Linked DNA regions of Mus musculus: region 1 is linked to region 2. A link is a contact called in ENCODE Hi-C or POLR2A ChIA-PET data. All regions are on one chromosome and are shown on one strand. The core of a region is the stretch at or near the end of the contact, and the rest is flanking DNA. Distances in the headings are between cores, read along the strand shown.

What was found. A loop is a pair of places that touch in the nucleus more often than their neighbours do. ChIA-PET counts read pairs that join two places held with the same protein, here RNA polymerase II (POLR2A).
Region 1: a map of heart shows a loop between it and region 2 (2.4-fold over the local background). The contact joins the promoter of Cand1 here to the enhancer-like site in region 2. A Hi-C loop is called at or near these places in 1 of 37 maps with a recorded cell type or tissue (heart). POLR2A ChIA-PET finds 5 or more read pairs at or near these places in 2 of 5 experiments (Patski and embryonic stem cell).

The regions. Positions count from the first base shown.
Region 1 is chr10:119,238,713-119,241,432 of GRCm38, forward strand. Cand1 (cullin associated and neddylation disassociated 1) reads right to left here and starts at 1,343. Exons shown (of 15, transcript NM_027994.1): 1 at 929-1,343. The coding sequence starts at 996.
Region 2 is chr10:119,191,426-119,194,234 of GRCm38, forward strand. No RefSeq gene overlaps it. Among named protein-coding and RNA genes, the nearest start is that of Cand1, 47 kb to the right of the region's middle. Within about 2 kb of position 1,351, at least 1 of the 3 ENCODE cell types and tissues checked has a DNase peak (open chromatin) inside an H3K27ac peak, as active enhancers do; it is heart, where a contact is called at or near this core.

The sequences.
Region 1 (2,720 bases), core at 93-2,592, 47 kb after region 2:
ACTATGGCCCAAGGCATTACAGAGGAAAACTTAGGTATCAAAAAAATAGCCTTTTTTCTTTTGACAGAGGGCTTATTTGTGAAGGATTAGGCGTGGTGTGTGTGTTAACAATCAGTGTAGCATGAAAAAAACAGACGAGGCGACTGTGTGAAAATATAACACCTTCGATATGCACGGGACTAAGAACCAATGGTCCAGGTCTTGCAGAACACAACTCTATGATTAAGCTTCATGGCTCACCAGCCTCTCTTTTCAAGATTGGTTTGCTTGGCAATCCAGCCCTCTGGCCATGACTCTGTATAGGGATGTGAGACCGAAACCCCAAGATCCTGCGTGGCTTTCACTCGGCCGGAGAAAAGTGACAGGGATGCTGGCGGGAAAACCCTGCAGGCCAAGTTTCCCCCCCACCAAGCCGGGCTCCCCTCCCCCTTCTGGCCACCTTCGCCAAAGAGAAGGATCCAAAGAGAAAGTATACAATCCAATCAGCGAAGGCCTCGGAGAAAGTTGATCGTGGCACCCATTTCCCATCCGCGGGAAAAAGCCAGGCGGCGGCTGAGTGGCTGGAGAGCGGCAGCTTGTCCCCCAGCGCCGGGATGGCCTGGCGCCTCGGGAGGGCCGGGGACTAGGCCCGGCCACCCGCCCGCCCGGGAAAAACTCCTTCCCTCCCGCGCAGCCCGTGCCTTCGGGCCCGGGCGCTACCTGGGACGCGTCCCTGGGGGTGGACAAAGGATGCGCCAGGGACGCCGGGACGCGGACCAGCCCCGGGCGGCCAGAGCGGACAACGGCCTAGCGGGGAGATGGGGGAGGGGGTGGCTGGAGACCCGCCGGACCGAGGGGTGGGGCAGGGCCTGTCGCGAGGCCCGGGCGGCGGCCGCCCTCCACCTCTCCCCCACCCCGAGGTGGGGCGAGGGTCGGATTTCAGCCTCACCTGAAGTCCTTGTCGCTGGATGTCATTTTCTCCAGCAAGTTGGAGATGTGGTACGAAGCGCTCGCCATGTTGCCGGCCTCGATCCCGCCTGCTGGCTCAGTGGCTGCTGGGCCCCGCGGCCGGGGCTCCTCCTCTCCTTGGCGGCGGCGCCCGCTTCCAGGGTCGCACCGCGACGCGGACTGGGGAAGGCGCTCCGACGCGACGTCCAGTCCCCGGCCAGACGGGGATGGGGAGGGGAATGGCTGCCCCGGGGGGGAGGTAGGGGAGGCCGAGAGTGAGTGACGGGGACGGCCTAACGACGGCGCTGCTCGCGGGGCGCCGAGCTCATGGGCGGCGGGACGGACGGCTTGGGCCTCGCCGGGAAGCCAGACACTTGCGTTCGGGCCGCCTCGCTCCCACTCCCTCCGCACTCGCTCCCTAGGGCAAGAGGCCAAAGCCCGCCTCCTTCGCTAGGAGGGCGGGGGCGGCCGACGCAGGGCGCTGCGGGGAGGCGGGGTCGGAGGTCACCGGGGCTGCCCGGCGCACTCTGCGCAGTCGCGGTTTACAGGGACGCTCCCGTTGGCCCGGCCGGCTGTCTGTCTTCGCACGGGCCGCCTTTCGGGCGGAATGGCAACGCCTCGAGGGGCTCTTCTCGCGAGACCTTAAAGCGACGGTTAAAGGACGGGCAGTGAGCGTCCAAGGCCGGAGTTCTGCAAACGCTCCTTGCTCCTCCCTGCGACATTAAGAAGGAAGGTCTATGCGTTTGAAAGCGCGTGGGGCTTGTGGGTGATGATGCTAAGAGCTGGCCTGGAGGCCAAGGGGTGCAATGGAAAAATGAGCTCTCTTTCCGAACGGTACGCGTGGCCGAAACTGTCCCCTAACAACCATGCTGTATGGTTGCCACGTGAGAACTACGACTCCCACAATTCAATTGGGGACACACGAAGGACGTGATTGGCTCTTTGAACCTGGAGTTTCTTTATTGGTTCCCGTGGTCGGAGAGAATGCTGGGATTTGCAGGCAGGCAACGCGGGTTATGCTAAATAAAATCTTTCCATCGGCGTGTGCTGTTTCTAAAGTGTCTGTTTCCCTGAAAACATCGCCCACTCCCACCCCCACCCCCGTCCTCATGTTGTTTTGGGCAAGCGCCTTGCAAAATTCAGTGTTTTGGTAGGGGCCTAGTCGAACCTTAGTACTAATCTTTGCTCCGCTAAAAGGCCTCAGGGCCACAGTTTGGACGTAATCCTTTTATTCATCCCGGAGCCACTTTTTTTCTGTTCCATTTAGGTCCTAGTAAGGATTCTCTCCCAATGCCAAACATGGATGGTGCACGCCTCTAATCCCTGATCAGTAGAGGCAAGTGTAGGAGAGCCTTGTGGGTCTCAAGTATAAAAGCTAGCTTGGTCTCTAAATCGAATCCTAGGCCAGTTAGGGGTATCTAGTGCAAACCTGTCGCAAATAGGGGAGGTGGTGGGGAAGTATCATTGCAGATTGTGCTCTGAGCCTACATCTTTCAATAGTCGGCTTCTGTGCACTTAGTTATGAAATCTAAGTTTTCCTATGTGCTCGGATACACCAACACAACCACCAGAGATCAGAGGTGACATGTACAACTGTTTGTTTACTCTCCAAGTTTCCCTAACCGTTCAGTATTTCACAAATAGCCCAAAGAAGAGTTGGAAGGATCAGAGATTTAGGTTTGGTTTGCTTTTCTGAGATAGAGTTTCTCTGGGTAACCCTGGCTGTTTTGGAACTCAATCTGTAGACCAGGCTGATCTCAAACTCAGATCCCCCTGCCTCTGCCCCCCTGCCC
Region 2 (2,809 bases), core at 101-2,600:
AGCAAGCCAGTAAGCAGCACTCCCTCCGTGGCCTCTTCAATGGCTTCTGCCTTTGGGATTCTGGACTGTCTGAGTTCCCGTCCTGACTTCCTCCAGTGGTGGACTGGAATCTGGAAGTATAAGCTGAGTCTAAGACGAGTAAACCCTTTCTTCCCCAACTTGCTTTTGGTCTTGGTGTTTTCATCACAGCAACAGAAATCTTACCTAACACACACTCACGCATGCGCGTGCACATCCTTTTGAGCCAAGGACATGGAAGAGTAAAGCTTTTTCGGTGGCTTAGGTTTTGAAGGCTGATGGCATGGGAAATTCAAAGCACAGAAAGGCTGGTCCTTACAGTGTTTTCCTAAAGGCTACTTAAACTTAGGTTGCATACATGGGAAGATAGCAAGCTCCATCTTGGTGATCTCACCATGCGTTGCTATCTTGGCTGTGAGTTCTAACAATGGTCCAATCTTTTGGGGGGCGGTCAGGAGATATTTTCATAAAGTCGTATCGCCACACAAATCTACATCATGGTCATCTACTGTGTATTATACTAGAGTACTTTCAGAGAACGAAGCACACATATGACTACGAACGTGAGGTTCTTTAAGCTACATTGATACATTTTAAGCAAGAGGACTCACATGACCAAGCCAGTAAGAAAAGGAATCTGCAGGCCAATTATAGAACAAACCTCCAAGTTATATGTTTAAATTATTCTTGGTATGCTACAATAGAGAGTCAGGAGCGATGTTCCGAGAACTAGAGGGAACACTGGAGTCACACACAAAACAGAGACTTGCTTTTTCTAAGATATATCCTTTCTAAAAGTTCACTCTTTGAACTTTCTGCTATGAAGCAATCACCGATCCAAAAGGACAGTGAGTTCTCAAATAAAAAGCTTCCCACATACAAGCAATAGCCTCAGATGGAGCTACCGCAATGAACATGTCTATACTAAGAAGCACACACACGAAACCGCCATCTGTAATTATCTAGAGATATGGAAGTTATTTGTTCATTTTCTCACCCGTTCGCTCTACTCACCATTTATGAAGTATATTATTATGTATGTCCTATACATTAATAGTACAACAAAGTCAGCACATAAAACCTACTTGGAGGTTTGTTCTATAATTGGCCTGAAAAATCTTTCAAGGAGGAGCCTAAATTCAAGGTCAACCTGCGACTCAGTTAATCCTCCCCTGGGAGGTCAGACATCTTTTTAGGAAACTGGCCAGGCAGTCTGAAAGCCTGAGGGAAAGTGCCTGTCTGTGCTATTTTGGGGGAAGTGTGTTTACAAGGAAGCTCTGAGCCCTTATCACCTCTGAAGCTCGAGATTAGACTGCACTTGCCCAGTAACTTCCCTCCCGACCTGCTCTGCGCTGGAAGCACCCGCACTCCTATGAAGCTAAGTTGATCTTCTCTCTCAGACAAAGGAACCCGGAGTCTGTGTGTCTCTCCAGTGACTCTTCTTCTCTTCCTTTTGCTTTACTGTACACGGCTGTTCAGCTCTGTAGGAAAGGCACAGATAAGGAACTTACAACCATAGCTAATAATTGTGCATTCTAAGGTGGTGAGGGTTGTTATGTAATAAGCAGGGCAGTTATAAGAGCCAAAAATAAAAGGATTAGTTTAAGGAAAGACATCTAAGATAAAAGGGATGATCAAGGTGGTTGTCTGGCTGAGACAGAGCTCTTACGGAGGACAGTGTTCCAGGAGCCAGGGCAAATGTCTTGAGGTGGGAGTGTACCTGGAACCATTGAGTAACAGCCAGGAAGCTAGGAGAGATGCAGCCACGTGGATAGTGGCTAGGGGTAGCTTAAGTCAGAAAGGTAATGGACAGCTAGATCCTGGAGGGACTTGTATGCTCTAGGAAAGGGTCTGCTTTTCTGAGTAAAATTGAGGGCTCTAAGTTGTAGACTGGTATAACTAGATTCACATGTTAAAAGTCCATTCCAATTCCTCTGCTGAGACGGGATGTGAGGGCTAAAGTTATGTTTTAAGATTAAATTGCTCCCGGGCAGTGGTGGTGCATGCCTTTAATCCCAGCACTTGGGAGGCAGAGGCAGGTGGACTTCTGAGTTCGAGGCCAGCCTGCTTTACAGAGCGAGTTCCAGGACAGCCAGGGCTACACAGAGAAACCCTGTCTCGATAAACCAACCCCCACCCCCACCCCCCACCCCCCAAAATTAAATTGCTACAGGTTGGAGAAGTGGCTCAGTTGTTAAGAGCACTGACTGCTCTTCCAAAGGTCCTGCGTTCAATACTCAGCAGCCACATGGTGGCTCAAAAACATCTATAATAGAATCCGATGCTGCCTTCTGGTGTGTTTGAAGACAGCTACAATGTACTCATATAAATAAAATAAATAAATCTTTTTTAAAAAGATTAAATTACTATGCTTAAGAGATCTGTCAGACAATAAATGTCTCTAACTCTAATTCAGTTCTGTGTCATCAGGCTGGAGATGCTTTGTAAGACATCAAAATGATGGTGCCAACTAGGCACTTGGTTCTACATGGCTCAGATTCAGGGGAAAAGAAACAAATGGAGAAATAAGTAGTGGAGACATTAATTTCAGAGTTATAGGTATACAGGCAATATGTAAATTACTAGGAGTTGACTGGCCCACAAAGGGAGTATGAGTCCCAAAGTCTTAGTCCTGGTATGTACTCACCACCGAGACAAAGTGGTGAGCAACAAGGACCAAGCAGAGAGCTGATTAGTGATCTTTTCTGACCTGAATGATGGTCCCATGAATGTATTCTCTTTTTGATAATTCATTGAGCCATAACTCATACTTAGCCCTATGTATGCTATT